3 separate regions of the Homo sapiens genome follow, and all the other regions are linked to region 3. A link is a loop called in an ENCODE intact Hi-C map of the cell type or tissue named here. Cell type or tissue: heart right ventricle. All regions are shown on one strand. Links, peaks and the distances in the headings refer to the core of each region. The heading gives the core; the rest is flanking DNA. Region 1 overlaps LOC100507513 (a long non-coding RNA gene). Region 2 overlaps RNASE4 (ribonuclease A family member 4). Region 3 holds the start of RNASE7 (ribonuclease A family member 7).

Region 1 (10,174 bases), core at 991-8,990, 170 kb after region 3:
ATTTTTGTGGGACTCCTATGTATACACACATAATTTAATACAGTTTTTCTTGTGTTAATCCGTCTTATGTAATTTAACTTGTAGCCCAGCCACAAAAAACCTAAGAGGGTGGAAGGAAGTCATTTTTCCCTCCCCTGTGCTGAAATATAAAAATAAATAAACCATATGCCAATTTTATATCTAGCAATTATTAATCTAAATAATTAATTTGCATATGTAGGGGTAAAGGGGAATTTCCCTTTCCCTTTAAGGTTTGAGTTTGCCGAAATTAACCGATGGAAGATTAGCTGCAGAAAAAGGCAAGTTTATTGTATTCATGGGGGAATGATGAGAGAGTGACTTCCCAGTAACCCAGTGAGGTTCAGAATCTATATGCCCTTCTTCACAGGAGAGAGAGAGATGGCGGAATGTAGGCAATTTTGAGGAATAGGAAATTATTTTTAGGAGAGTTGAATGGGCCCAAAGAACCTACCATAGTTTGTAAATTATACTCTTTGGAAACTCTTTGGAGTATGACAAAGAATAGACAACAGCTTCTGACAAAGTCTGCCTAGGTGTGGTGACATCCCTCAGTCTCACTTTCTGCTGTGAGTTTAATCTTCTCTGGTTAAGAAAATCTCAGGGAGGTGATCAAAGTCCACTGGGTTCTTTCTGGAGGAGCTTTGGATAAGGTAACTTCAGAAAGGAAGAGTTTCATCCTGCACTTAGGGGCAAAACAGGAGAAGTTAAGAAAGTCCTTGGTTCTGAGGCTGATTCTAACACCCTTTCATTTTATTTGATTCAAAGTGCCTAGCATTGGAGGGTGGGTGAGGGGGAAGTTAATGGTTAATGGGTAAAAAAAAAAAAAAAAAATAGAATGAATAGGCTGGGCACAGTGCCTCACACCTGTAATCCTAGCACTTTGGGAAGTTGAGGCGGCAGATCACCTGAGGTCAGGGGTTGAAGACCAGCCTGGCCAACATGGCTAAACACCGTTCCTACTAAAAATACAAAAATTAGCTGGGCATGGTGGCATATGCCTGTAATCCCAGCTACTTGGGAGGCTGAGGCAGGAGACTCACTTGAACCCAGGAGGCAGAAGTTGTACTGAGCCAAGATCATGCCACTACACTCCAGTCTGGGCGACAGAACAAGACTCGGTCTCAAAAAGAAAAAAGAATGTATAAGATCTAGTTTTGATAGCACAAATATAGGGTGACTATCATCAATAATAATTTTATTGTACATTTTAAAATAACTAAAAGATTTAAATTGGCTTGTTTGTAGCATAAAGAAAAAATGCTTGAAGGGATGGATACCCCATTTACCCTGATGTGATTATTAGGCATTGGATGCCTGTACCAAAATATCTCATGTACCCCTTAAATATATACACCTACTACATACCCATAATTTTTTTTTGTTTGTTTTTGAGATGAAGTCTTGCTCTTGTCACCTAGGCTGGAGTTCAATGATGCAATCTCGGACCACTGTAACCTCTGTATCCCGGGTTCAAGTGATTCTCCCGTCTCAGCCTCCTGAGTAGCTGGGATTACTGGTGCCTGCCATCATGCCCAGTTAATTTTTGTATTTTTGGTAGAGACAGGATTTCACCATGTTGGCCAGGCTGGTCTCAAACTCCTGACCTCAGGCAATCCACCCACCTCGGCCTCCCAAAGTGCTGGGATTACAGGCGTGAGCCACCGTGCCCAGCCATCATAGAGTTTTAAAATTGGAAAAATTGCACTTAATTAGATTAACAATTCTCAAATGGAAACTCAATTTGCAAACTAATTATTTCTCCTTACTTGAACATGTGTATACCAATATGCACATATACAAAATCACACATGAACCCACACAGTAATGTATAAAAAAAATACAGAATGTGAGAGCTGAAAGAGATCTTTTGTCTATAATCTTCACTTTAGTGATGAGGAGTAGAAGGATAAGGTGATTTGCCAAGCTCCAGTAGCAAGCTTATGATAGACACTAAACCCCAAGTTTCTGCATATTTGCAGTGATGTCATAGGCACTCTGTGTGATGCTGGTGAACATTTTAGGTGTGAAATAGTAAGCATAAAATTAGTAATACCTGGCAATCTGTTTAAGATCATTGACAGGCCTGAGAGTTTTCCATACGGCCTGCACCCTAACCTCTGGGAAGAAAATATCCACAATGAAATTTCTACAAGATTAGAGGAAGGAGAGAGGCAACGGGGATTCCATTTCTACTAGGAGTATCAACCTCTGAGAGGGATATATCCATCTCTGTGGATGTCATCTGCTCTGCAGAAAACCCTTTCTTGGAACTACCAGGTATGTAAAAAAAGAGTCAGATATTAGACCTAGAGACAGAAGGCTCACACACAGTCACCCAGAATCCCTGATCACCAAGAATTAGAACATTTCTGGAAGATGGGCTCTATACATGGAAGAGTTGGGAATCTTTATTTTGAGGCAGAGAAATATGTGGGGGAAACATAAACTCTACTCCCTTAGAATTGAAATGCTCACATTTTTAAAAACAGCGTTTAAACAGACATTTGTATTTAAGGAAGTGAAAATATTTTCTAAGATGCAGGTCATATGGATCTGTCAATTCTCTTCTGAGTTAGGTCACTCTAAAAAGGGGTTGGCAATGATACCTGCCTCACCTCACAGGCTATGGGTGAGCAGCAGATGGACTGATAGATGCAAACACCTCAGAGATGAAAGTTTTTAGTTTAACTGGTCTGCTTAGGTAAGGAGCAAGAATCACTTTGGGGTTTGGAAATAACCTTGTACATAGGACAATCCCATAAAGGGTTGAGAGGGCGGTAGTCATCTCCGTTATTGACAAGGAGGTGGAAAAAGGATGTGAGAACACTTGTTGCCAAGAGTACACAAAGAATAAGTGTAGAAAAGGCAGGAGGGGAGAACTGGGAACATTAAGTATAGGGCCAAGACTTCTTAGGAACAGGACAAGGGACCGTGGCTTGTTCTTTTGACTCTGCTCTTCTTTGAAATGCTTTCACAGGAAACATGAATCTGATGTGGACCCTCCTCCTTTTCCTCCTTTTGGACGTAACTGTCTTCATTCCAGCCCTGCCCTTCTCAACACGACATTTAGACAACCCCAGGTCGTGGGTCCCTAGAGGACACCACCGATACTGTGATGTGATGATGAGGTGCCGTTGGCTGATCTATAGGGGTAAATGCGAGCAGATCCACACATTCATTCATAGAATCTGACCACCATAGCAGATTTCTGCAGAACTCCACCACTGCCCTGTACCAACAGCCCCTCCATGTGCAGCTGCCACAACAGTACTCATGATGTCAATGTCACTGACTGCTTTGCCAGCACAGGGACCCGACCTCTTCACTGCCACTACCAAAAATAAGAAGGAGTCCACCAGGCCCATGCGAGTGGGCTGCAAGAAGGGGGCATCTGTTCACCTGGATGGCTAGGTTCCTCCTGACAACGGCACCTGAATGACTTGCACCCTACGCCTTCAAATCTGTGCAGCACTGTCAAGGTCTTCTTTGTAAATGCTTCGTCCTTTGCACGCAGGCTCCTGCGTCTTTCTTACAGCCTGTTCCCCACCAACCCCATGTGCCCTACCCCTGCCACAGTGTCAGGGCTTTTGGTGGAGGATAAGGCTGCAGTGGAGGGTTGGTGGGAGGGAGCCTGAATTACGGAAATAATACTCGGGAAAAGACTTGCTCCAACCAAGCTGCTAGACAATCCCCTTCTCCTGGGGCTGATCTTCCCACCAGCTGCTCTCATAAAACCTCCTGATGGCTGGCCCTAGGTTTCCTGGATCATAGGGTCCTTCTGCCTTCTGCGGGACATTCTATGCCTTTCTCCTCAATGGGCTCCTTCGGAGGGTATTAGGGACGATACCCTGGCGGGAAACCGCTTCCTTTAGGGAAACAAATCACTGTGGCTCCAGGGGTGTCACCGGAAAAAGCCGTTTCCGGAGAAGCCGGAGGAGCTTGGGCAACTCCGCAGGCCCAGAGCCTTCGTGGTCTCCCAGTTCCCGTGGCCGTCGTATTGGTCGGCAGGGGGCGCCGCGCCACAAGCTTCCTGCACAAGAGTCCAAAACTTCTTTCTTGGTTTCCTTTGAGACAGGCTGCAGGTTTCTTGGTTGCTGACACGGGTAGACGATAATAGGTGAATAAACAAAATCCAGCCAGCATAAATACAGTCTAACTGTTGAAGAACAGATTTCTGAGTCTACCATAACTTTCATACACTGCAGCACTTTAACGTTGAACCTGCCACCTTCAGATTCACACTGCAGCACCTCAGGTAAGAAGGAAAGGAAGTGAATATGCACTGAGGACCTACTTGTGTTATGAGCTTTACAGTTCAGCTGCGCTGGAGAAGAGTTTATTTCTTTCATGGAATCCATTACATCACCGATCCCCTTCTGAAGGAGGTTATTTTATCCACGAGAGGAAGCATCCAAAGGTGTTCATATTCTCTACCCTGTGACTCCAGCAGAATGGTGACAAGGTTTTGAAGCAAAGGAGGGCACTTGACTCTAGGGCAGCCGTCCATTAACTGACTAGCCCGGTGCCTGTGGAACAGAGTTGCGTGAGGATTTTACCCTTTTGGAATAATCCAGTGACAAAACTGGATACTATTACTTTCATTCCTTCCCCCGATGCCAGGAGGTATAGCTGTTTTGCCTTTGTTCTTGACATTCAGCACTTAGCCTAATGCTCGCTATAAAAGTGCCTTCAAGAAATCTTTAAGGGGCCATTTTGGTAGGTCTGGTTGTTGCTGTGGATCTTTTGTAGATGCCCATTTTTAGATTAGAAAAGTTTCTTCCCTTCTGCTCCTGTTTATGTCTCTTGAATGGATTGGGAATTTCGTTGAATGATGGGATTATACAGCATATTTCTTTAATCAGTTAATGGGGTGAATTAGATTAGTTGATTTTAGAATACTAAACCAACCTTGTATTCCTGGGATAAACCCATTTTGGTTATGTGATATAATCTTTTTTATATATGACTAAATTTAATTTGCTAATATTTTGTTAAATTTTTTTTGCATTTATGTTCACGAATGAGATTGGTCTGTAATTTTTTGTATTGCCTTGTTTAATTTTGGTATCTAGGTTATATGTTAGCTTCCAGAAATGAATTGGGGAGTAGTCCTTCTTTATTTTGTAACTGGAATTATATGTTATTTTAATACTTGGTAGAACTCACATGTAAGGCTGTTTGGTCCTGATATTTTCTTATTTTCTTTGAGACTGCTTTTTCTTTTTTCTTTTCCTTTTTTTTTTTTTTTGGAGATGGGTCTTCCTATGTTGCCCAGGCTAGTGTGCAGTGGCTATTCACAGGTGCAATCACAGAGCATACCTCGAATTACTGGTCTCAACTGATCCTTGAACACTCGGTCTCAGGTGCCTCAAACTCCTGGGCTTGAACTCCTGATCTCGAATAATCCTGCTGCCTCAGCCTCCAGAGTAGCTGGGTCTACAGGTACACACCACCAGGCTTAGCCTCAAACTATTTTAAACTTCTGTTTCAATTTCCTTAATGGTTAAAGAGATGCTAACTTTTCCATTTCTTCTTGAGAAAGCTTTGGTAGATTGTTTTTTCCCACGTAGGAATTTATCCATTTCGTCTAAAGTTCCCAAATATATTAGCACAAAGTTATTCATAATCTGTTTAATATTTATAGCATTGATTTTATGTCCTATTTTTATTCTGACTTTTTTGTACCTTTTTTATTGATAAAACTTTTGAGGTGTGTCTCTCTTATTAGACAGAGATTTTTTCAGACATGCAGAAGCGAGTACTTATAAACTCATGTAGAAACTTTTTTAGAATGGGTCCGTCTTTTTTTTTGAGATTGAGTCTCACTCAGTCACCCAGGCTGGAGTGCAGTGGCACAATCTCGGTTCACTGCAACCTTCGGTTCCTGGGTTCAAGCAACTCTCCTTCCTCAGCCTCCTGAGTAGCTGGGATTACAGGCATGCGCCACCACACCCAGCTAATTTTTGTATTTTTAGTAGAGACAGGGTTTCACCATGTTGGCCAGGCTGGTCTTGAATTCCTTACCTCAGGTGATCTGCCCTCCTCAGCCTCCCAAAGTGCTGGGATTACAGGTGTGAGCCACCGTGCCTGGCCAGGTCCACCTCTTGAGCCACACAGATCTGCTTCCCCAGACAGGTTCAAGAGACAACTCCTCCAGGCTTCCTACCAGTCTCTGTTCCTGAAGGGAAACTTAAGAGGAAGTTTACTGTGGACAAACAAACTGTAGTCACTGTCAATGCCGCAGATCTTGGGGCTGTAACTAGCACCCATCCACTCCTTCCTTTACTATGTATTCTAATCTCCCTTTACCCTTAGGTCTTAGTTGCTTATTCTTATTTACCCTCTCACCAGTTCTGAGGGTTAAGCCCTTGGTAATCATATTTTTCTCAGGCTGAGGTGGCTACACACTTACATTCACAGTTAAAATGGAGCATGGGAGTAACAGAAAGCACCCAAGTAGATTACTTGGGTTCTACATAAATTCTTTTCTGCCTCTATTGGGTAAAAGCAGCCCTACCTCCCTCCTGCTAATCAAGGTTACTTAGCCTTGACAGTATGGCAACTCCTCTTCACGTCTGCTGGTCCCTAGACACGAGAAATCCAAAGTGTCCTGGGAAAAGCTGTAGCTTGCAGTTCAATGAGACCTTTCTGTGTAAGTTGGCAAGGGTGCATCTTCTTTGGGGACCTGGACCTTTGACCCTGCAGAGCCTAGAGTTACAGAAATGAAAGCACAACATATCTGAGTGGGTCAATCAGAGAGATGGTAAGTGGAGCTACTCCTGCTTCTACTTCTCGGTTCCTGGATCCGTGTATTCTTCCTATTGGGAACACAGTACCCTTTACAGGCCTCTGATTTAATAAATACACTGCATCCTGAAGAATGATACCCCATACTTTCATAATGTTACCTCTTAGCTGCTGCTTCAGCTGTGTCTTTGGAAAGTCAGTTTCTCTTCTTTCCTCCCTCCCTCCTTTCTTTCTTCTACCCTCCTTTCTTCTTTTCTCTCTTTTCCGTTCCTTCCTTTCCTCATTTCTCTTTCTCTTTCTTCCTCCCTCCCTCCCTTCCTTTCTTTCCTTGAGCTGAAATGGCTTGCACCTTCCTTTTCCCACATAAACACCAATGGACTCTTCCCATTAGTCCTCTAGTTTCTTCCAGAGGTAGGTGAAATTATTGAAGAGACTTCAGCAGAAATTAGGGAAGATCTTCTGAACTGTGATTAAATGGAGTGTGGTCGTTTACCTAATTATCCTTGGTTATCACCTTCTGTGATTGTGATTTTACTTATTAAGCAGCAGAGCCATCTGGCGAAGACCTGCATTACTTTTTAATCTTATGCTTGCCTTTTGTCTTTCCCAGATTTGATAAATGGTTGGTCCTTATGATCCACTGATGCAGACTACTTGGGAGGTCCCAATGTCCTGGTGCCCAAAGGCAAGATCATTTTTCCCCCTGCAGTGTTTCTGTCTATCATGATGATGTGAGTGGGCTCTTATTGGGGGTGCCTAATGCTGCCATAAAGAAAGAGTTTTCTTGGCTTGGTGCAGTGGCTCACGCCTGTAATCCCAACACTTTGGGAGGCTGAGGCAGGCGGATCACGAGGTCAAGAGATCAAGACCAACCTGGCCAACATGGTGAAATCCTGTCTCTACTAAAAATATAAAAATTAGCTGGGCGTGGTGGCGTGCACCTGTTGTCCCAGCTACTCGGGAGGCTGAGACAGGAGAATTGCTTGAACCCGGGAAGTGGAGGTTGCAGTGAGCCGAGACTGCGCCACTGCACTCCAGCCTGGCGACAGAGCAAGACTCCATCTCAAAGAAAAAAAAAAGAAAAGGTTTTATCTTCTGAATTAAGCTGTATCCCTCTGAGCTAGTCAGGGAAATAGGCAATCTTTTTTTCTATGGCTCATAGATACTGGTATCACTGGTTATCACTTGTGATAAGTAAGCAACATCCTTCCTTCATAGATTTATAGCTCAGTGTTTGGCATATGCCCTATAATTATTATCACAAGCAAGGTGTGCAGAGGCAAAGTTTTCTAGGATACAAGCACCTGTCTGTTTTGTTCACCTCTCCCTATATGGCACTTAGCATAGTGCTTGTCATATCAAAGGCACTCAGAAATGTTAATTAAGTAAATATTAGTGATGGAAGAATGTCTTTCTATTGTCTTCACATATGAATAAAAAGGGGGCCAGGGGCAGTGGTTCATGCCTGTAATCCCAGCACTTTGAGAGGGTGAGGTGAGTGGATCACTTAAGTCCAGGAATTTGGGACCAGTCTGGGCAACATGGTGAAACCCCATCTCTACAAAAAATACAAAAATTAGCCGGGCGTAGTGGCACACGCCTGTAGTCCCGACTACTCAGGAGGGTGAGGTGGGAGGATCGCTTGAGCCTAGGAGGTGGAGGTCACAGTGAGCCGAGGTTGGGCTGCTGCACTCCAGCCTGGGAGACAGAGCCAGACCCTGTCTCAAAAAAAAAAAAAGTTAACTAGATAAAACATCCTTTGTTTCTGGATGTCCAAAGAGTTGTTTTTATTGTTTCACTGAAATGTCATGGATTAATATAGTCTGTATTCCTGTATTAGTAGCCTGCTATTACTACACAAAAACATTCGAATGCCTTCTCTTTTGCTGTATTTTAGACATTTTTCAAAAGCCTAGGTTTCTGTGTTGCTTTTGCTTATGCTGAGACTCGGTGATCTCCACCTGTTTCTAAAACCAGCTCCCTATCTCCTGCTGAAGAATGTTCCTTTTGTTCTTTGACTTTTGATTCTGTGTCTTGTGTTTTAAGGTTCAGTTTAGGAATCTCAGTATACTTTAGGTTGATTCCCTGGAATTCAAGTGAGATGCATTTTTTTCTTTTTTTGAGAAATTAATTAACAATTTATGCTAATGTGTGGATGTTTAAGTTCCTGGCATTTGACTGAGCTTTGTAATGTGTACTTTCTACACTGTGGAAAGAAGGAGTTCTAAAAATATATATATAGCCAGGTGCAGTGGCTCACGCCTCTAATCCCAGCACTTTGGGAGGCCGAGGCGGGTGGATCATTTGAGGTCAAGGGTTTGAGACCAGCCTGGCCAACATGGTGAAACCCCGTCTGTACTAAAAATACAAAAATAAGCCAGGCATGGTGGCAGGTGCCTGTAATCCCAGCTACTCGGGAGGCTGAGGCAGGAGAATCGCTTGAACCCAGGAGGTGGATGTTGCAGTGACCTGAGACTGTGCCATTGCACTCCAGCCTGGGCAACAAGAGTAAAACTCCATCTCAAAAAGAAAAAATATATATATTCTCAGAAAGAAAATATATCTATCTATCTATATAGATAGATAGATAGATTTCAAAATATGAATTTTTTTTTCCTATCAAGATAGAAGATCCTGTTAATAAATTTGGAGAACAATTAGATATTCAACAAGTAGACATTGTGCATTTCTACTTAATGGACATCTGTATTGCCAGAATGCCATTGAACATGATCCTGCTTTTAAAGTAGTGGTTGTCCAAGAAAGGAGTACGAGGCTGAGAAGATTCTCTTAGAGTGACAGAATTGCTAGATTGAACAAGTTGATTCAGAATAGGTTGCTATACGTCTCTCTTACGGCTTTCAAGGATTCAGCAGGCCATTCTGGACAAGATCTACAAGAAAACATAGGTGTTTCATTTTGAGTGATAACCAAAGGTTAAACCCAAAACCCTTAGGTTCAGGATTTCAAAGTATAGGCCATACTAAGAGAAAATATTTATGACACATATACACTTGATTAATGCAGCATTTACATTTGTTTCTGTCAATAAGCTAGCAGGGAGCAAGCTAATGTGTAGGGTAATAGTGACAGACATACACCAACTTAAGAGGAACAATCAGTGTCTTACTGTCAGGCTGCCACTGATGCCCAGCTAGTGCATCATTGATCCTCACCTACAAGATTTTCTTCCTCATTTCTGCATAAGGAGGCTAAAGTTACCTCAAAAGCTGGTGGTCGTGGTCTGCAGAAAACTCAGCTTAGCATTCCCCTTTAGAGATATGGGGATACTGATGCTCAATGTTCAATGACAGCACAGCTGCCTGGACTTTATGATAAAACTCTCACTAGAGATTGAAGTTTATAGGAGCCTTAGCCTAGATTCTCATTAGTTCTTCCACAGACT
Region 2 (10,102 bases), core at 1,954-9,953, 340 kb after region 3:
AGAATGGGGAAAAGACTTAGGGTCCATGGGATCAGTTAAGTTGCCCTTTCTGAGCTTGTAAAGTGGTTTCGTCAGGATAGCGACGCCTGATATCCAGAATCGGAAATATCCAACAGTGCCTAAGAAGGAAAGGAGTTGTTGTTTGGTGGTGGGGACTGGGGTTTGAGAGATCAGCTGGACACAATCAGCAAGGAGAGCACGTGTGTTTTCATGAAGAATTATGCTGAGATAGGTAACAGATGAGGAAGAAATTTGGGCTTTGGAGGGGGATACATGATATCCTTTTGAGAACAGATATTGGAGGAACAGGAGGGTGTCCCGTTGAGAAGATTTGTAGGAGGGGCTATAAAGTAGAAGGTCATCAAAATATTGAATAAGGTGAGAAGCAGATGGACAGAAAGAAAGTAGATCATGAGAAAGGGCTTGACTGAAGTAATGGGGGCTGTCCCTGAAGCCTTGTGGCAGTACAGCCCAGGTAAGTTGCTGAGGCTGATGGGTGTCAGGATCAGTCCAGGTAAAAGCAAAGAGAGGCTGGGATGACAGGTGCAGGGGAATAGTGAAAAAAGCATCTTTAAGATCAAGAACAGAATAGTGAGCTGTGGAGGAATTTATTGAGGACAAAAGGGTGTACGGGTTGGGCACCACAGAGTGGATAGGCAAAACAATTTGGTTGATAAGGTGCAGATCCTGAACTAACCTGTAAGGCTTGTCCAGTTTTTGGACAAGTAAAATGGGAGAATTGTAAGGAGAGCTTGTAGGCTTTAAAAGGCCATGCTGTAACAGGCAAGTGATAACAGGCTTTAGTCCCCTCAAAGCCTGTTGTGGGATGGCATACTGGCATTGAGAGGAGTAAGGGTGATTAGGTTTTAAAGGGATGGTAAGGGGTGCATGATCGGTCACCAAGGAAGGAGCACAGGTATCCTATACTTGTGGATTAAGGTAGGGAGACAGAAGAGGAGTATGTGAACTGGGGAAAAGGGTGGGAATAGGTGTGACTGTAGCCCAGGAATAGTCAGGGAAGCAGATAATTTAGTTAAAATGTCTCAACCTAATAAGGGAGGTGGGCAGGTGGGGATAACTAAAAAGGAGTGCATAAAAAATGTTGTCCAAGTTGGCACCAGAGTTGGGGAGTTTTAAAAGCCTGGCCATCAATATGCACAACAGTTATGGAGGCAAGAGAAACAGGCCCTTGAAAAGAAGGTAATGTGGAGTGGGTGGCCTCCATATTGATCAAGAAGGGGATGGACTTACCCTCCACTGTAAGAGTTACCGAAAGCATCTGTGATGGTCCAGGAGGCTTCTGAGATAATTGAGCCACGTCAGTCTTCAGCCACTAAGCCAAGAAGATCTGGGAAGGAGTCAGTCAGAGAGCCTTGGGCCAGAATTCCAGGGGCTCTGGGAGTGGCTGCTGGGCGAGTTGGACAGTCCGGTTTCCAGTGGGGTCCCGCACAGATGGGACATGGCTTAGGAGGAATCCCGGGCTGCAGGCATTCCTTGGCCCAGTGGCCAGATTTCTAGCACTTGAAGCAAGATCCTGGGGGAGGAGGTCCTGGAGGAACACCTGGCCACTGCAGTTCAGGCATTTTGAAGTTCTTGTGTGCTGGAGATGTGGCTGGGGCTTCTCTCATAGTGGAGGCAAGTAATTGCAACTCAGAAATATGTTGCCACTTGGCTGCCTCTTCTCTATTATTGTACACCTTGAAGGCGAGGTTAATTAAGTCCTGTTGTGGGGTTTGAGGGCCAGAATCTAATTTTTGGAGCTTTGTTAATGTCAGGAGTGGATTGACTAATAAAATGCATATTGAGAATAAGACGGCCTTCTGGCCTCTCTGGGTCTAGGACAGTAAAGTGTCTAAGGGTTGTTGCCAAATGGGCCATGAACTGGGCTGGGTTTTTATATTTGATAAAAAAAAAAAAAAAAAAGCCTAAATGCTAACTCATTTGGGAGAGGTTGGATAAAGAAAAAGGAGCATTAACCTTGACTGTACCTTCAGCTCCAGCCACCTCTTTAAGAGGAAATTTTTGGGCAGGTTGGGGAGAGCTAGTCATGGAATGAAACTGTAAGCTGGACCAGGTGTGAGGAGGGGAGGTGATAAAAGGATTATAGGGTGGGGGAGCAGAGGGTGAGGAAGAATCAGGACCTGGCTTGGCCTGGCTGGTGAGCAGCAGCCTGGGGAGGAGGGAAGAGGTCAGATGGGTCTGTAGAAAAGGAGAATTCAAAGGACTCAGAGCTTGGGGTGGAGACTGAAGAAACAGACAGGAGAGAAAGAAGAAAGATTTGGGACAAGTCACATTGGGAGCAGAGACTAGGGAGGGACTGATGTGTAAAAGAATGCCTGGATGTCAGGCACCTCAGACTATTTCCCCATTTTTCGACAAAAATCATCTAGATCTTGTAAGATGGAGAAATCAAAAGTGCCGTTTTCTGGCCATTTGGAACCATTGTTGGGTTTGTATTAGGGCCAAACGGTATTGCAGAAGAAAATAAGGCATTTAGGTTTTAGGTCAGGTGTGAGTTGAAGAGGTTTTAAGTTCTTGAGAACACAGGCTAAGGGAGAAGAAGGGGGAATGCAGGGTGGAAGGTTGCCCACAGTGAAGAAGTAAGTTTAAAGAGAAAGGTAGAGACACAGCAAAGGGGGTGGTGAGCAGCCCTGGGCTATAACGTGGACGATCAGCCAAAGCAGGCATCCCGCGATTGACTTGCCATCAAGGGAATGTGGGTGAATGACCATGGCAGGTGTCCCCACAGTGATCAGACACCAATGGAATGTGGGTGAATGATCAGGGCAGGCATCCCCACAATGATCAGACGCCAAGGGAAGACTATCTTCCCGAGTCCGTGACTGGTGTCTGAGTTTTGGGTCCATGGATAAAATGCGTCTCCTTTGTCTCTACTAGAGAGGAAAGAGAACTGGAATTGGAAGGACAGGGAGATTGAAGGGTAGCAAGAGAGGCTGGAGAAGACAGTGAAAAGACCGCTTACCCAATTTGAAATGGGTGAGATGTTCCTTGGGCTGGTTGGTCTGAGGACCTGAGGTCATAGGTGGACCTCCTCATGGAGTGAAGGCGAGGACAGGGGACCAGTCTCCTGAAGGAGTCCCCCTGTTCTGGGTCTTCGGCACTAAATGCCACACGCGTCCATGTGAAGAGACCACCAAACAGGCTTTGTGTGAGCAATAAAGCTTTTTAATCACCTGGGTGCAGGCAGACTGAGTCCAAAAAAGGAGTCAGCAAAGGGAGATGGGGTGGGGCAGTTTTATAGGATTTGGGTTGGTAGTGGGAAATTACGGTCAAAGTGGGTTATTCTCTAGCGGGCAGGGGCGGGGGTCACAAGGTGCTCTGGTGGGGAGCTCCTGAGTCTAATTGTCCAGGAGAAGGAATGTCACAAGGCTAATTGATCAGTTAAGGTGGGGCAGGAACAAATCACAGTGGTGGAATGTCATCAGTTAAGGCAGGAATTGGTTATTTTCACTTCTTTTGTGGTTCTTCAGTTGCTTCAGGCCATCTGGATGTATACGTGCAGGCTTGGGCTCAGAGACCTGACAGCTCCCTAATTTGCTTCTAAATATTCTAAGGGAGAAGGAAGAGCTGTGAGAATTGTCTTTGAGAGGAATCATTCTCTCTGGAGTAAATGAGACAAATCTTCTGTGTTGTGGTCATGGATCTGATAGGCATTAGTCTTTGACCAGAGTTTATGAGGTTATTAAGGTGCATGCATGTTTATAAACTAAACAAGAATTTAAAAGTCAGAGAAAAAAAATAATACCATAGCACAGTCTTCTCAGGTACCTTCGGTTTAGGTCCTTTATTACAAGGAAAACATAAAAAATCTTTCAATCAGTAAGAGCACATAAGTCTTAATGATCTAGTACATTTTTTAGTACTTTGACTTACTAGGGTGATTCAAAGTTTCAGGAAAAAGAAAATTCCCAGTATCATTTTCTTAATCTTATTAAACCCAAACATAAGAATGCCAAAAAATACAGAGCTCACATTTTGCTGGCATACATTTCCAAATTTTTAATGCCTCCCTGACAGGTGAATTTTAAGGATAAAAAAAGCAGACACTTTCAAAACATTCCTTGTGATGAAGTAGAAAAAGCCCTGGATAAGTGGCCAGCTACACTGGATTTTTGTCTCAATTCTTCCATTAACTTTACAGTCTTCAGCAAATCCCTTAACTTTGAGCTTCTATATGTAGTGACATCATTATAAGTGCTGTGGTATTAAAATGTGATAAACATAGATGAAAGCATTTTGAAATGTTTGAAATACTACATAAATACACATAATAACTAAATTCCACAGGATAGGATCTGAGAGAGCTAAGCTGACCAGTATTATAAAAGGAAGCTTATTACAGAAAAGCCCAGCCTCATTCATTACAGGTTTATGTCTCCATATCTCTTTGGTGCAATGTATTTAATAGAATGAGTTATATAGAGAAAAAGAGTAGGAAATGAGCTGAGGAGACAGAGCCTGGGACAGCTCAAATGCATTACTCACTGCTATTTAAGGAGTAAGTGTAAGGTCAACCACTCGCGATAATCCCTACATGGTGGCATCTAACCGTCAAAGTGCACAGGCACCTGTGGGTTACCCTCACAGGCAATGACAACACGTCTAGTGCTCGCTATGGCCCGATATCTGCAGTTGGGTGCCCTGGAACTTCCTGTGTCCCTGCAATCTGTGACCTTCACTACACCCTCATGGCAGTTCATCTTGCCGTTCTTGCATTGGATATTGGTGGTGCTGCAGATACTACGAATGTTCCAGATATCTTCATGGATGAAGGTGTTGAAGCGCTTGCAGTGATACAAAGTCATCTTCCGTCTTTGCATCATCAAGTTGCAGTAGCGATCACTGCCACCTGTCTCCTCAGGGTGCACGTGTTGCCGCAGGAATCGCTGGTACATGCCATCCTGGCCATAGGAGGGCTGGACCAGCCCCAGCCCCAGCAGGGTCAGCAGCAAAAGCAGAAGCAATGAATGGGTCCTCTGCAGAGCCATCAGTATCTTAGAGGTGCCTAGAAAAGAAAGCAAGGGGCAGGAGAAATAAGGTAAGAACTGGGCACTGGAAAAAGGTGTTGAGAATAGCAAGCCGGCATCCTGACTCCATAGTCTCCTCTTTCCTCCTTCTTATATGCACCATCTCCCCACTCATCTCTGCTACTTTTCCCACCCTTCTTCCTCAAGAGTGAGTAGTTTGCAAACATGATCTTTTCTGAAAGCAAGACCTTTCTCATTTACAGAGAGAAGTTGCTGTGGCCAGTACAATGACACAGGGCAGGGACTGACTGCGTGGCTGCCAGGTTTGTGTGGACAGAGTATAAAAAGAGAGAAAAGGTGAACCTACATGAAACTGCAGTTGTGTGTCTCTTGGGGGAACTCCGTAGGTGTATGATCTTTGGGGAGTGTTTGGTTCCCGGGAGGCTCCAATTCCCGACAGTTTGGATAGACTCAGCATACGTCACAGAAAGTTTACAAACTACTTTTAATACCTTACATCTGGGAATCTAGGTGGAGGAAGAGGACAGAGGAATATTTAGGCTTTGCCTTTCCTCTCACATGACTATTGTTTTTCTTTGTCATTAATTTTATTATTTTTCTTTTCTTTTTTGTCATGTGGCTATTATTCTAATGTGATTTAAAATCTATTCTAATTCTAGAATAATATATGTTATACATTAATTTAAAATGTATTATTCTAATTCTAATGTAAAATCAGGTCCTTTTGGAAATCCTTTTAATTCTATTTTTTAAAAAAAAGCAAAACCAGAATACCCAGTTACAGTTCTTAGAAGACAGTTGATAATAGCTACTGTTTGAATGAACTAATAAGTGAAATGAGTAAGCTAATGAACAAATGCAATTAAATGGATAGAGTAAAGATGTTTCCCAGGCTTATGAAATTGACTAATAAGAAAAGCTAAGAAATGTTTAAAAAATAAATTTAAACAGCACAATATTCTCAAAAGAAAACTTGGATTGTGTCTTCTTCTCCTTGCTGTTTCTATGCATAACCTAAAAAATCTAGGCCATGGAGATACATTGCTTTGTCTTGCATCTATTCTTGATGTTCCTTCTGTCTTGTCAATAGTTGTTGGTAGCTGTCTGTCTTCTCTGGTTGCAGCATCATTGTGTTGTCACCTCTTGGCAGTGAAAAATAGGCATATATTTTATAGCATTAAAAAAAAAAGCCAGAGTGGCAACAAAAAAAGCATTGCCATGTAGTTTCAGAACATTCATTGCTTTCATTGACAGATTAAAGAAAGGAATCCAGGCCTATCTTAGTCTACACCCTGTGCTCTTTCCACTATCTACTGCCTCTCTCATCCCACACCCAAAATATTCAGGATATCAAAGACATTTATGCTCAGAATTGCTACTTCCCAGCAGCAGAGTTTAATCAAGACTGGAGGTGGACTCACTCACCAACTGACTAGCCAGATGCTGCCATCTGGCCGTCACTCCTGGAATTGATGTGAATTGTGAATCGGCTTGATTCTTGCAGTGTAGCAGGGCTGATTCACTACAGCAAAGAAAAATCATCCCTGATTCAATAGGAAGTGAGCAACGCAAATTAGCAAGGGCAATGTTTTGAGAGTCAGGCAGCCCAACTCTGTATGTGCAGTCCAAGGACTGACCCCAGTTGAACTCCTAGTTTGATGTATATGGGTACTATTGTCTTTTGATTTCAAATTCTGCTTCGTAATGGTGGATCACACTGTGTGAATGACTGAAATGGCTTCCAAACGACCTGTACCTTACTTTGTTCTGCTGAAAGGCTACCTTTTCATTATTGATAATGAAAGCAGTATCAAACATGGATATTGTTCTTTTAAATGCCACCTCCTATATCCATAGCCATCTTTTGCCTTTGCACATAAAGATATCAAGCTGTATGTCATATCTGTGTGCCTGCAGCTGTAGATGTGAGATACAGTGTTAGGAAGAGAGGGAAGTAAAGAGGTTGTGGGAGGAAGGGCAGATGTTTGATTTCCTTTTTGCCCCAAGAACAATGCATACAACTTCTGAAGGTATACTTAGTACTTGGATTATAGCTTCAGCAGATCAATATACTTTGGTTTGCTCTTCCGGTGGCACCTCGAGTTTCCATGGTTTTATCTACTTTCTCTCATCCTGATTCTTTGTGACCAAAAATATGGTTTAGCAAGATGACTAGCTACAGAGAAAACCTCACCTATGCATGCGAGAGCAGACCCAGGACGTCAGCTTTTCTGCACTACTCAAGTAAACAAGACATAGAGAAATATTTGAGGACAGCAGGCCAGTGTGGATACCAATGGGTGCATCTCAAAGCTGTAGCTACAAGAGAAAATTGAATGATCTCCACATCATCCCAACGCACACTTTTGGGTCAGGATTTTCCCCAAACGCTTTCTCCACTGCACCACCCTGACTCACAGTAAGAACTTCTTTTGACACCGTGGTCTAAAAGACTGAGGCTGTGACCATGAGAAAATTACTTAATCTCTCTCAGCAGATTTCCTCATAAGCAAAATGAGCATGTAATACCTACCTCTTAGGGATGTTATGAAAAGAAAATCAATCTAAGCGCCTATAACAAGGCCTAGCACAGGGTAAATGCTCAGTAAATATTGGCAATTACTGCATTTTTTTTTTTTTACCACTTCCATTTTTCTTGGTTTCCTCTGCTTCTGTCAATCTGGATAAAATAATGAATGACTACAGAGTTGCATATATTATTGACTCCTCTTTATTTCGTAGAGCTAACTGTATTCTCAAGATATTGGAAGTCTGTTTTTAAACTATAAAATATCTCAGCTACTAGATTCCTAGAAAAATGTTTCTTCTCCAAATTGCATGGAATTTTCTTCCTTGCATGTCACTATTCTTCAAAGCATTTAGCATTTTGGAGTGTTCCTTCTTTTTCCTTGCAAAGCCAACAATCACAGCTGACCAGGACTTCAATTCTTCAATTGATTCACGCAGGATAAAATGACCTGCCTGTGACTTGACGTTTTATTTTAAACAGCTTGTGGTTGTGATAGAACAAGAGGCCCAGACCAAAAAGGACTAGGAATGCTTGCTCAGGTGCCAGTACCATCGGCAGGTCAGGAAACACTCCCATCCCACTGCCATGTGATTTCCTATGAAACAGCGATTTCCCTGAACACCAGAGCAAACTATGCGATGATAATGCTCCAAGCAGATGTTTGGAGAAGATGTGGGTTTTCACAGCTTATGCTGTGATCAATATAATAATGGTCCATGCCTTTCACTTGCCCTATCAAGGCCTTGAGTGGCAGCGATGATCTTGAGTAACTTTGCCTCACCTCAAGGAAATAGCACTGGTTGGAGAACTTGAGAAAAGGGCCCAAATAGTTTACCAGAAACTGGGACTTTCTCATTTCCTGAGAGGTTTTTGAGATTTGGTAATATGGCAAATTTTCTAGTGACAGAGGTTTGGAATACTTTTTCCTATTTTCTTAAGGAATGACAGTGTTTTCAGTTTTGAAACAGACTAACCCAAGGAAGAGAGATTCTTGTGCTAAGCACATACCAGCTACCTACTTCTCAAACCCATTCCTAAATTTGAATACTTTCAGTGAGGCTGGGCTCTCCTAGGTGGTACCTGGACAATGTTCTATAACCTGAGTATTGGGGAGCCACGGCTTTTGGCCCATTTCAGGGCAATACCAGGAGCAGGAGAAGCCACCATAGGGAATACTGAGACCACAATAATTATGTGTTCACAAGGCAGTGAAACTGGCGACTTATAACTAATTTATTGGCAACCACTTTCTAAATAAAATATCCAAGTACCTGTCAACAGAAATTAGTTAACAGGAAGCTAACCACTGAGTCTGTAGATTGAACAGTGTATTTTACAAAGAGTGTGTTAACCTAAGTTATGTTAACTTAAAAACAAATCTTGAGAATTGAGGAAGAATAAGGGATAAACTGGGATAAACTGGGATCTTTCTTTTTTTTTTTTTTTTGAGATGGAGTCTCGCTCTGTCGCCCAGGCTGGAGTGCAGTGGCGTGATCTCGGCTCAGTGCAACCTCCGCCTCCTAGGTTCAAGCGATTCTCCTGCCTCAGCCTCCCGAGTAGCTGGGACTATAGGTGTGTGCCACCACGCCCAGCTAATTTTCACATTTTTAGTAGAGACAAGGTTTCACCATGTTGTCCAGGATGGTCTTGATCTCTTGACCTCGTGATCTGTCCGCCTCAGCTTCCCAAAGTGCTGGATTACAGGCGTGAGCCACAGCGCCTGGCCGGAATCTTCTATAACTTCCCCAAAACATCACACTTGCCAGACATTAGTTGATAAAGTAAAAGATTACAGAGGAAATAATGTAATTGGTTTTTGAATTTTATATAAAATAACCATGACAAGAGAATATCCTGGGAGCATTCCATTCAAACATCAAAATTATCTCTCGCTTAAGACAAAAGGTGGCTACCCTGAATGAATTTTGGTATTCATGCTGGATTACATATGTGTATATGTGTGTGTGTGTGTGTAAGAGTGAGAGAAACTATAATAATCTGTTGGTATGTTGGTACTTGGTCCTTGGAAACTTCTCTCCAAGGTCTCATATTTGTAGAAGTAATATTAGCTTATTATTTGACAGAAAAAACAATTTGCCTATCTTGGAAATTCTGCTTAGTAGCTACGAGCCCTGGAATTTTTCCATCTCTCTCTGTAGATCAACATACCATACTTTCCTTCACAGAGAGGTAAAGTCTACCTCCCTAATGACTTGTAAAAACTGACTGATAAGGAAAAAGTGGCCCGGCTCAGTGGCTCATGCCTGTAATCCCAGCACTTTGAGAGGCCAAGGTGGGCGGATCTCCCGAGGTCAGGAGTTCAAGACCAACCTGGCCAAAACGGTGAAACCCTGTCTCTACTAAAAACACAAAAATTAGCCAGGTGTGGTGGTGCATGCCTGTAATCTCAGCTATTTGGGAGGCTGAGGCAGGAGAATCACTTGAACCCAGGAGAGAGAGGTTGCAGTGAGCCGAGATTGTGCCATTGCACTTAAGCCTGGGCGACAGAGTGAGACTCCATCTCAAAAAAAAAAAAAAAAAAAACGAAAAGAAAAGAAAAAGG
Region 3 (10,174 bases), core at 1,244-9,243:
ATAAAGGAAGAAAGAAGGGGATGGTGCTGGTCAAGCAATGTTGGAGAGACCATCAGGACTGGCCAATACCAAGCCATACCTTCTCCAGCTCCAGTCCCCAGAACGAGAGAAATGGTATCTGTAGCCCAGGGGGACAGGGAAATGGCATTTTCGCATCTCAACCCCTCAGGCCTGGGCAGACTGCCAGAGTGGAGAGCCAGGGTAGCAATGAGGCAGGGGAGATCATTATCAGGAGGAAGGAAGCTCTGGCAGCTCCCACCAGCCTGTTTGTGACAAGCAGGCTCAGGGCCACGGAAGTCCCTTAAGGTCAAAGGAAATGTGATCCTGGATCTGGGGGATGAAGCTCAGACACTCCCTTTACCTTATGTCTTCAGGCCAAGGGGATCTGGCCAGAGCCAGGTCCAGGGCCTAGGTTGGAAGAGCAGTGGTCTAGAGAAACGGGAGGGGCAGTTAGAGAGGAAGAGAGAGAAGGAATAAAATGCCAGAGCACCTCATAAACAATCTCTTGGCTAGAGAGGTAATGACCTTTATTGCAGCCAACACAGGGTAACTGGCTCTTCAGAGCACTCGTTTCTTCATGAGTGAACTCTTACCTAGTTCACCGCTTGCCTCTGTAACAGTGACTTCTTTCTTGCGCAACTGGTAGAGTAGAAGGTACACTGTATTTAGAGCAAGGAGACCTAGGTTCAAGTCCAGGTTCTGCTACTAACTAATTAGACAAGCTCTTTAATTCATTAAGCTTTCTAAAACCTTAATTTCCTCATCCATAAAGAAGGCATACAATCCCTGTCAAGTCTATGTCACAAGGGATTAGAGGATTCTATACAAATATGAAGTGGTATTTATTTATATTTTTCTTTCCTTCAGGTCACCTCACTGCCACGTCAGAGCTGGGGAAGACTTCTAGTTCAGGAACAGAAACAGCTGTGTCCACAAATCCCATATGCCCCCTTTCCATTTATTTCCTCTCCTTGTCATGCTGCCCTAATGCCAGGGGGCAGGGGAGACATGTGCAATGGCATAGACCAGGGAACCCACAGACCTGAGCTTGCTGTTTCTTGGGGATAAGCATCTGGGAAAACAGCAACAAAAAGATGAAAAGCCATCCCTCTAGAGCTCAGCTCACCAGAGTGTCAGCTTCAGCCTCCCAGCAGAGGCTGAACCAGGAACAGCCCCAAGAGATGAGGGGAAGAGAATGCTCTGGGTGTAGGGGAGTGGTGCGGAGTCCTGGAGAGGGAATTGAAGGTCAGCCAAAGAGCAAGCCAGTCTGGAAACCTAAAGGACTCTGTCCAAGTGTACAGGAACCAGGTGGAATTGCTGAGAGTCCTTTTTCTGGGGAGGCTTACAGGCCACTACGTAAGACTTGTTCTGTCGCTTCTCTTTGTACCTGCAGTTCGGATGCTTCCCTGAGGTGAGCTTACACATGGTCAGGGACACGGCCCCGTGGCTCTGGTGGCAGTTTTTATCGCCATTCTTGCAGGCTATTTTGGGGGTCTGGCAGGTGGCGGCCACACTGGAGAAAGGCTCGTGCAGGAAGGTGTTGAGGTCTTTGCACCGTTTTGTGTGCTTGTTAATGTTTTTCATGGCTGAGTTGCATGCTTGAGGGCTGGGCTGCATGTGCTGAATTTTAAACCACTGTGATGAGGTCATGCCCTTGGGCTTGGCACTGACTGGGATCTCTGCCACCCACAGCCCCAGCAGCAGAAGCAGCAGAAGGGGGCAGAATCCTGCTCTGGCCGGTGCCATCTCTCTTAGGAGGAGCAGTCAGGATGGAGGGCAGGGGTCGCTGGGACAGAGGTGTTCAGTTGAGAAATTAGTCCTCTTATACCTGCTCATATGAGCTAGTCACCCATCTCCCTACTCGGTTGTCTCCTTTCCTCACTTTGTGTCTCATCTCTGCCTCTTCTTCTGTGTGTCCACATCCACTGCAGCCCCAACAACAACCCTGTGGCCCCATCTCTCATCTTGTATTTCTGTTCCCTTCATTCTGTCCCTGTTGCCTGTCACTCTTTGTCCTCTCCCCTTTCCCTTAAGTCTCATCCCTTTTGTGTCTCCATGTTCCTGTGTCTGTGTCTCATCCTCTCCCGATTCCCATCTCGTCTGTGTTCCCATTCTTTTTCATTTTTTGCCTCCATCCCCAACATCACTCTCCCCTTTCCCCAATGCGTGTCCTCATCTCCCCTAAATCCAGTCCCTCCTTTATCCATTTTATCGCTCACCTGAGTGTACTCTCAGGATCAGAACCCATCCCTCCTTCTCTGTCCTCACTCCTCCCCAGATCCTGCCACAGCCTCACCTTTGCGCTTGGTCTTCGTGCTGTGACTCCTGCTCAGTGGGCTGAGGTGGTGTCCACGCACTCCTAGGCTGTCAGATCTCTGAGGGCCTCTTCTCACTCCTGAACTCCTTAAGAGCTGGCCCGGGCTACGCTGTGTCTGTTTGGGGGTGGGCTGGGAGCATCACTGGATCAGGAAATGAATCAGGTTCATGCCTCTCCACTTACATGTCCCAAATACGTGGACACCTAAGGATGCCTGTACCTGCCTAAACATGTTCAGCAATGAGGAAGCTTGAATCGTCACATTCGAAGACTGTATTTGTTCCCTGGCCACATGATTTTAATGACTCTTTAATAGAGCACCTGACCCAGGTGTCAACTGAAATCAATTTCAGGAAGAGTTGTCATTCATATCCTCTCATATACACTTCTGGCCCTTGATCCTGGGAAGAGTCAATCACTGTGGTGTTAAGGGTTGCTTCTTCTCTGACCTGAGGCACAGATAGGACAGCCTAGAAAGATGCTTTGTCTGGTTCCTTGTCATCTGGAGATACTGGTTATCTTTCGGAGGAGATGGAACAGACACGAGGGAAGTGGGTGAATGAATCATCACTGTCACGAGGCCTGGCACCATCCCCAATAGCGAAGCCATTCCACAATGATTCACAGGCCTCTCCAGTTCCAGGTACCAACCAAGGCCACATGGCTTTAGCTGGAGAAGGCAGCCAACACCTCTCAATTTCACTTGTTCCCTCCCTTTTTTATTGAAAATTGCAAAAATTTAATACTGCCCAAATGTTTGTGTTTAAAATGCTGTTGCTGCTCTCGACATCCTGCCTTAGTGCTTCCTTCACCTTGTATGTCCTGTTCCTTGTGGTGGTTACAGCTGTGTGGAGCATCTGGGTCAGTGCTACTCCAAGCTCTTGTGAGCTTGGAATATGACACTCAGGAGAACCGAGACACCAAGGCAGAGAAGCATCACCCTCTGTGGGTGAGAAGGCCTGTAAAACTGAGATGAGGAATATTTTTGTTTTCAGAATTTACCTGTAAGTAGTAGGCAATCTCAGAATCTTGGGCATGCTTCATTCATGTGGTCAACAAACATTTATCGAGCATCTACTAAGTGTCAAGATACTTGGGATATATCACTGAACAAAAAAGGCAAAAATGGCCAGGTACGGTGGCCCACACCTGTAATCCTAGCACTTTGGGAGGCCATGGCAGGAGGATTGCCTAAGGCCACGAATTCAAGACCAGCCTGGGCAATGTGGCGAAACCCTGTCTCTATAAAAAATTTGAAAAATTAGCCAGGCATGGTGGTGCATGCCTGTGGTCCCAGCTACTCCAGAGGCTGAGGAGGGAGGATTGCTTGAGCTTGAGAGATAAAATCTGCAGTGAAAATCATGATTGCACCACTGCACTCCAGCCTGGGTCACAGAGTGAGACCCTGTCTCAAAAAACAAACAAACAAACAAACAAACAACAACAAAAAACAAAGACAAAAGTCCCTGCCTTTGTAGAGCTTACATTCCATTGGAGAAAGACAGTAAAAAAAAATACGTATACTTTGCTCAAAGTGATAATGGCTAGGGAAAAAAGTAGAACAGTATAGGGGTTGGTGGTCAGTAATTTTACGTAACATCGTTGAAATCGCTGACTCTGGGGCAGAGACTTGAAGATAAGAGTGAACTTGTGATTATCCGGAGGAAGAATGTTCCAAGTGAAGAGACTAGCACTGCAAAAGCCCCAGAGCAGACAGATGCCTGAGGTGTTGGAGGAACAGCAGTGTGTCCAGTGTGGCTGGAGCAGGTAACTGAGAGTTCAGAGAGGGACCAGAGACCAGGTCATTGGGAAGACTTACGGACCATTTGAAGGCCTGTGGCTTTTACTCCAAGCACAGTAGGGAACCCTGGAAGGGTTCTAAGTAGATGAATAAAGAACGTGTCAGCTTAAAGGATTACCTGGCTGTTGTGTGGATTATAACTGTGGAGAAGTCGCACAACCCATCCTGATCATAAAGTTTGTGTTCTGGTCCAGAATTTATGATTCTAAGTCAGGAGGATGGGGAGTTTGTTTTGAGGCCAGGAGGACATTATTTTAGTAGCTGGACAGCACAGCTGTGGGTTGGGGGTCAGGATGAAGGATCTTTAGAAGCAAAAGTGGTGCTGGAGATGAGAAATGCCACTAGATGGCAAAAGAGAATCAAGAACAAGTTCACACAGGCCTCTGGCTCTTCTGGTTTGTCCTCAGCGAGGCCTTGGTTGGGGGAGCAGCTGTTCACTTCTTTGTTAAGGTATCCCAAACTTTGCAGGCTGAACTTCTGGATAGAAGTTCTGGATAGAGAATTATGCCCCTGCTGCCGTAGAAACATGAATGTTAGGAGATAAAATCCACGGTTTAAACCAGGCTGTGTATCAAATGTGTATCAGCACAGGCCAGTCTAGCCTTTGGAGTGGAGGCTGGATGGAAGGCTGCAAGCTCATTTGAATGCCTAGCTTGGTCTCCTTTCTACTTCTCATTATCCTAGAGTGGGATGTTTTCAAGCCATGATTTAAATTTCCCTCTACACTTGTGTTTTCCTGATATTATAATTATCCTAGTTTGCTCTTCAACTCGAGTATGCTGGGCTGCGTAGAAGGCTGCCTTAGGACTGTGTGAAAGTGAAATAAACATGGCCCTGCTGCTTCAGTCCAAAGGGAAAAGAGAGTAAGGTTTTAAGTTTGCACATGAAAATCGAAATTGAGTCGTACCTACCATACGTGCAATTCAACTGAAATCTTTGTTTTGCCTCAATTATTTGGATAAGGGAGGTGATTTTGTTTGTGTGCCCAAATTATCCAGCTTCCAAGATCTGCTTCACCTTGTACTTGGTAGGCTGATTTTGCTATTTTGGCTTCACTGCATTCATGGGGCAACAGAAAAAGATGGAGGAAGGGGGACAAGTTTAGGAAGAACAAAAAGATTCAGGCATCAGGCCAGGGACTGGTTCAGGAGTTTCACAGGAGGAGAAGAAAGACTCTGAGAGAGAGAGCAAGAGCAGAAGACAAAACAGTGGGAGAGAAGACAGAAGGGAAGAAAAAGTCCCTTACACCAGCAATCTCTACCCCTGCTTCCTTCTCATTCTATCGTCGAAGTCACTTCTGTTGGCCCAGCTTCTCCTTAGGCTGTTGTGTGTGTGTTTAAGTTGGGGCGGGTGTTGTGAAAATCCCAACAGTGCCAGGTGGACCTCTGCCTGTCTTCCCCACAGGACAACAGCTGCTGCTTCCTCTCGCCTGTGCTGGGAGGGAGTGAAGGGGGAAGGGAGAGAGGAGGGCCGGGCCTGGATTGGTGCCTACCCTTCAGAGCCAAGCCTCTCTGCCTTCCGGAGTTCCACACAGCCTCTGGATACCAATGGAAAGCCCGTGAGAGTTCCCTTCCAAGCAAAAGCAGATCCAAGTTCTGTTATCCTAATTTTGTTGGTCCTTTGATAAATAAAGGTAATGGGCTCATTTTTGTAGACTGAGAAAGTGAAACATACAGCAAGTTGAGGTCAGATGTGGGACTTTCTTCAGGTCCTTGAATTCCCATGACCTTTCCTGGAACAGCTGTGGGTCAGGAGGAGGCAGCACTGACAGAAATTTGGAATCCTTGGCTCCCAGACCAATGCGTTTAGACAAGCCAGGATGGAGGAAAGAGGAAACTGATTTGGGGGTTCACTGGGGCCTTGTCTCACAAGCCCTCCCAGCTCCCCATTTATCTACAGAGCAAAGTATCATTTCCTTAGCCTGGTAATCAGGGTCTGTCACAATCGGGCAAACCTGTCTTTCTAACTTTATCTCTGATTTTTCTCCCACTGAGTGCCTCAACCCCAGCCAGACCGGTTTCCCCCCATTTTTCAAGCATGTCTTTCATAATCCTCTTTATCTCCACTGAACTTCTAACTTCACCATGAGATCCATTTCCAAGCCAGGGTGACCCTTCAGGAAAACTTTCTCTGACCCTCCCAATTCAGAGACATCTTTCTCACCTCTAAATTCCTACAGCATTTACTGTCTTCAGAATGTATAATTTTCTGCCTTGAATCACTGGTTATTTCTTCATGTGTATGTATTATTTTTCTCTTAGACTGTCAATTCCCACAAGATGAGGACCACCCGTTACATTTCTTTTGCACATTTCACAGTATATAGCATAATGCCTTGCATATAAGTGACCCTAACTGATTCAACTTTTAGAAGGCATTCCGTCTGCTCCTGAATGATCCCAGTCTGAGGTGGGATTGCCTCCAGCCCACAGAGATGGTTAACAGATGAGGAAGTGACAATGCGGCTTCTAGACTTCAGCCCTGGGTTTGAGGTGATGCTATGAGAAGAAGGTTGAGATGGCTGAGGCAATCCTTCAGGTTCAAGGACAGCCCAGGAACTGTCCATGACACAGTATATTGTTTGAGCAACTTGAATTGGACAGGGCAAAAGATAATGCCAATGAGATCATGGTGAGCCCACTCAGAGCAAAATTTTGGGGTTCTCCTCAGTCATAGGGAGTCACCCTTGCACCTGCCACCCTAGCCAGTTGTTCTATAAATGCTTACCATTGGGGAGGGAAGGGAGAGAATGTGTAAATGATTACATGCAGAGGGTCATCTTTACAGGAAAAACAACTCAGTTATTGTTTCAATGGTGAACTATCAATACACATTTTTCTGGTAGAATCAGCACCATTACAATCAACATTTGTTTAACAAAAATATTTTGATGTCCCAGATGTTTATCATTTTTTTAATACATAAGATACAAGTAAGTCTGCTTTGGTTAAGAAATTTGATTAGCTAATTATTTAGACCAGGGCTTCACAACCTCAGTGTTATTTACATCTTGGTCTGGATAATTCTTTGTTATGGGAGCTGTCCTGTGAAATGTGGGATGTTCAGCAATATCCCTGGCCACAGGCCAGTAGCAACTCCTGGTTGTGACAACCAAAAATGTCTCCAGACATTATCCAATTGTCCCTGGAACTACTGAATTAGACATATGACCTTGAGCAAGCCACTGTCACTCTAGAACTTAGTTTTTCATCCCTAGGGAAATGCTTGTGTATGTAAAACCCGGTGTAATGGGGTAACAATCCCACTAATCTCAGGCTTACGGAGCACATGACACCATGATGAGGTTGTCAGAATGGATGAAGTAATCTTATGCATCAGCACCTCTAGGACAGGATTTTAGGGAACAGATCACCAGGATTGCAGTTGGGAAGCCGAAGGCTCATCATCATTAAATCATTTAAGTCCTGAATGCTTTCCTCTATAATGTGCTGTTCAGTTTCTGTAATTGTGCGGCAGAAGTGAGTGGTGTTGGGTGGGGGGAGCGAAGAGCGGTGATGGGTGGCTGGGGAATGAAGGAAGAGGAAGAACAAAAGGTATAAAAAGTCCCTTTCTATTCTCAGGGAAGCTGCAGCCTTGAGGGACCAGGGAAGAGGTGGCATGATTCAAGGCAGGGACCACAATGTGGTTGGCTTCCTCAAAGCAAAGGCCTGAGTCAGCCAGGCTCAGGCGACACCCTGCATTGGCACCCGCTCAGTGTTGTCTTGTTGAGCAGCCTGAAGAATACAGATGAGCCACCTGCCCATGTGGGCTCTATCCTCACTTGCTTGACGGTGCCCACTTCCTTGGCGAGGTCTTCCCAGCAGAGGCTTTCTAAGTGGGACCTCTGGGTTGAGTCTTTCTATGAGCTAGCACCATGGAATAGATGGGGGCGAGGAACGGTGCAGCAGCAGGGTTCCAGGTAGAGGAGACAGCAGCAGATAGGGCATAGAGGAGGTGGGGGACAAGGTGGGAAGCAGGCAGGGATGCAGATGCAGTTGTACACATGGGCAGGTGCAAGATCATGGGAAGTCTTATGTCCTGTGAGATGTAGTTTGGACTATACCCTACGACAAGCTTGTCCAACCCATGGCCCGCGGGTCACATGTGGCCCAGGATGGCTTTGAATGCAGCCCAACACAAATTCGTAAACTTTCTTAAAACATTATGAATTTTTTTGCATGTTTTAAGCTCATCAGCTATCGTTAGTGATAGTGTATTTTATGTGCGGCCCAAGACAATTCTTCTTCCAATGTGGCCCAGGGAAGCCAAAAGACTGGGCACCCCTACCCTATGAGAAACAAGCTATTGCAGACTTTTAGACGAAAGAAGGGATCACACTTTTTCTCTTGAAGTTGTATAAGAGATATATTTGAGTTGAGTCTTACTGGAGTTGGAGTGTGTGTGCTGTCCAGGCGAGACGAGAGCATCCACTGAGGAAGAAATAAGAATGGAAGAGATGGGCTTGGGAAAAGTTTAAGATTGTCAGGGCTGTGTGACTGATGGACTCAGGCTCATACTGAGGACTCACCATGTGCCGGGCACTGGTCTAAAAACTCTTGATATACATCTTAATGGATCCTCATACTGCCGTGAGGTAAAAAATACTATCCTCATGAACAGATGAAACAAGGAAGCTTTCAGTGGTTTCGTAAACAGATAGATGGTGTGCAGTTTGTAAGCTGCAGAGGCAGGATTCAATTCCTGGTCTGTTTCACTCAAAAGCCTTGATCTTAACCACCATGCAGGACCGCCTCCCCGTAGCTGGGATTGGGGAGGTGGAGGGGTCTAGGATCACTTTCAGGTTTCTTGCATAGGTAACCAGGGAAACTGAGTTGACAAAACAGGAAGAGAAACAAGTTATGGGGAGGATGGATTCCATTTTGGACTGTGGTTTGTGCTGTCAGAAAGTGCCAGTTTAGGGGGCTCTACATGAGGAACACCAATCTTTCTCTCTGCGGCCTTACTCCCTCCTCCTGAGCTATACTGAGGGTGTTGGAGCACTCAGCTTTCTGTGTTCTGACTCCCCTTTTCTGCTGCCCAGCAAAGGTAAAAAGGCTCTCCTAAGAGGAGGCCCCAAATCTGGAAGACACCTTGCAGACTAACAAGGCTGAGTGACCTGTGGAAGTCAAGGGCAAGAGCTAGCAGTTTCCAGGGAGCTGGCTCTTTGATTCTGATGAAAGGGAAGATGTTGATGAAAAAGATAGGAGCGTGGCCCTTTCCCCAGCATGGCAAACCACTCAGAGATCAACCAACAGTACGAAACGGATCATGCCAGGCTCTGGCATCCACAGCTTTTCATGTTCAGGTTATGCTTTCAAATCCAAACTGCCAAGTTTGAGGCTTCAGAGTCAGCATGCAGAGATTTCCAGTAGTGCTCAAACTCTGACAGGGCCTGAGGTCACAGGTGAAGGCTGTGGGTGTGACAGGAGTAAGGCTGATAGGGACCGTGGGGAGTCCACATGGAGGTCTTTGATTCTCAGCCCAGCACTTTGGTGGGAGGCCCCTGAGTACATGCCCTCCTGGGCTCCCGTGAGTGGGATGACAAAGTGGCGAATGCTCTGTTCTCTGAGGGTCAGGAATAAGAAGCACTTTGTTCCTCAGAAACATAACAGTGCTTTCCTACTCACCTTGCCACGAGAGCACAGGCTATGGAACAGAGAAAACATCAAAGAAAGCCCAGGCACTTAGGAACTTTTGGCAAGGAGATTGGAAGTAAGTGTTCCAATGACACTGTAGAGGAGGAGACCAGATAGTAATGCCTCTTTCCTCCCACCCATCCAACCCTCTTAGCACAGGGGCTCATCAAACTCGGGGACATTCCCTCCTCCCAGACTGATTTTTACCTAGAAACCTTTCTAGCCTCTCCTCATCTCTTGACTGTCTTGGCCTTGGCAAGAAGAATACACGTCCCTACCCAGCTATCTTCAGCTCCTGTCCTTCCTCCCAGCTGCCAGAGAATTGTCAGGTCAGCCTGCTCCTTCTTTCTTCTCTGCATTTTTTACTAGCAGGAGTGCCAGGGGCCCAAGGACTCTTGGGAAGAGTCTCTCACCCAAGGA

What was found. Peaks named below come from ENCODE experiments on the same cell type or tissue, not always from the same donor. Only the 100,000 strongest peaks of a DNase experiment are listed, where the experiment ranks them.
Region 1: a loop joins it to region 3, with 7 times the contacts of the local background. A loop is called at or near these places in 2 of 110 quality-filtered maps.
Region 2: a loop joins it to region 3, with 6 times the contacts of the local background. A loop is called at or near these places in 21 of 110 quality-filtered maps.

Annotation. Positions count from the first base shown.
Region 1 is chr14:20,867,661-20,877,834 of GRCh38, reverse strand. LOC100507513 (a long non-coding RNA gene) reads left to right here. Exons shown (of 4, transcript XR_110261.4): 2 at 2,092-2,298; 3 at 2,999-4,276; 4 at 7,379-7,600. Among named protein-coding and RNA genes, the nearest start is that of RNASE3, 19 kb to the left of the region's middle. RefSeq lists enhancers at 3,784-3,833, 3,944-4,043. In heart right ventricle, for the core only: CTCF peaks have their summits at 3,825 and 4,027 (motif pointing right); a DNase peak (open chromatin) is centred at 4,004; H3K4me3 peaks cover 838 bases.
Region 2 is chr14:20,694,279-20,704,380 of GRCh38, reverse strand. RNASE4 (ribonuclease A family member 4) reads right to left here. Exons shown (of 2, transcript NM_002937.5): 2 at 3,165-5,026. The coding sequence starts at 5,009. The coding sequence ends at 4,566. It overlaps EGILA (EGFR interacting lncRNA), which reads left to right. Exons shown (of 4, transcript NR_174964.1): 2 at 4,883-5,059; 3 at 5,252-5,345. Among named protein-coding and RNA genes, the nearest start is that of EGILA, 7.6 kb to the left of the region's middle. RefSeq lists a silencer at 4,565-4,730. In heart right ventricle, for the core only: a CTCF peak has its summit at 6,469; a DNase peak (open chromatin) is centred at 6,480.
Region 3 is chr14:21,034,565-21,044,738 of GRCh38, reverse strand. RNASE7 (ribonuclease A family member 7) reads right to left here and starts at 2,377. Exons shown (of 2, transcript NM_032572.4): 1 at 2,297-2,377; 2 at 506-1,786. The coding sequence starts at 1,746. The coding sequence ends at 1,276. RNASE13 (ribonuclease A family member 13 (inactive)) reads left to right here and starts at 9,932. Exons shown (of 2, transcript NM_001012264.4): 1 at 9,932-10,083. It also overlaps a transcript of NDRG2 not described here and a transcript of TPPP2 not described here. RefSeq lists a silencer at 5,437-5,601. In heart right ventricle, for the core only: CTCF peaks have their summits at 4,451 (motif pointing right) and 5,841; DNase peaks (open chromatin) are centred at 4,497 and 5,548; H3K27ac peaks cover 4,253 bases.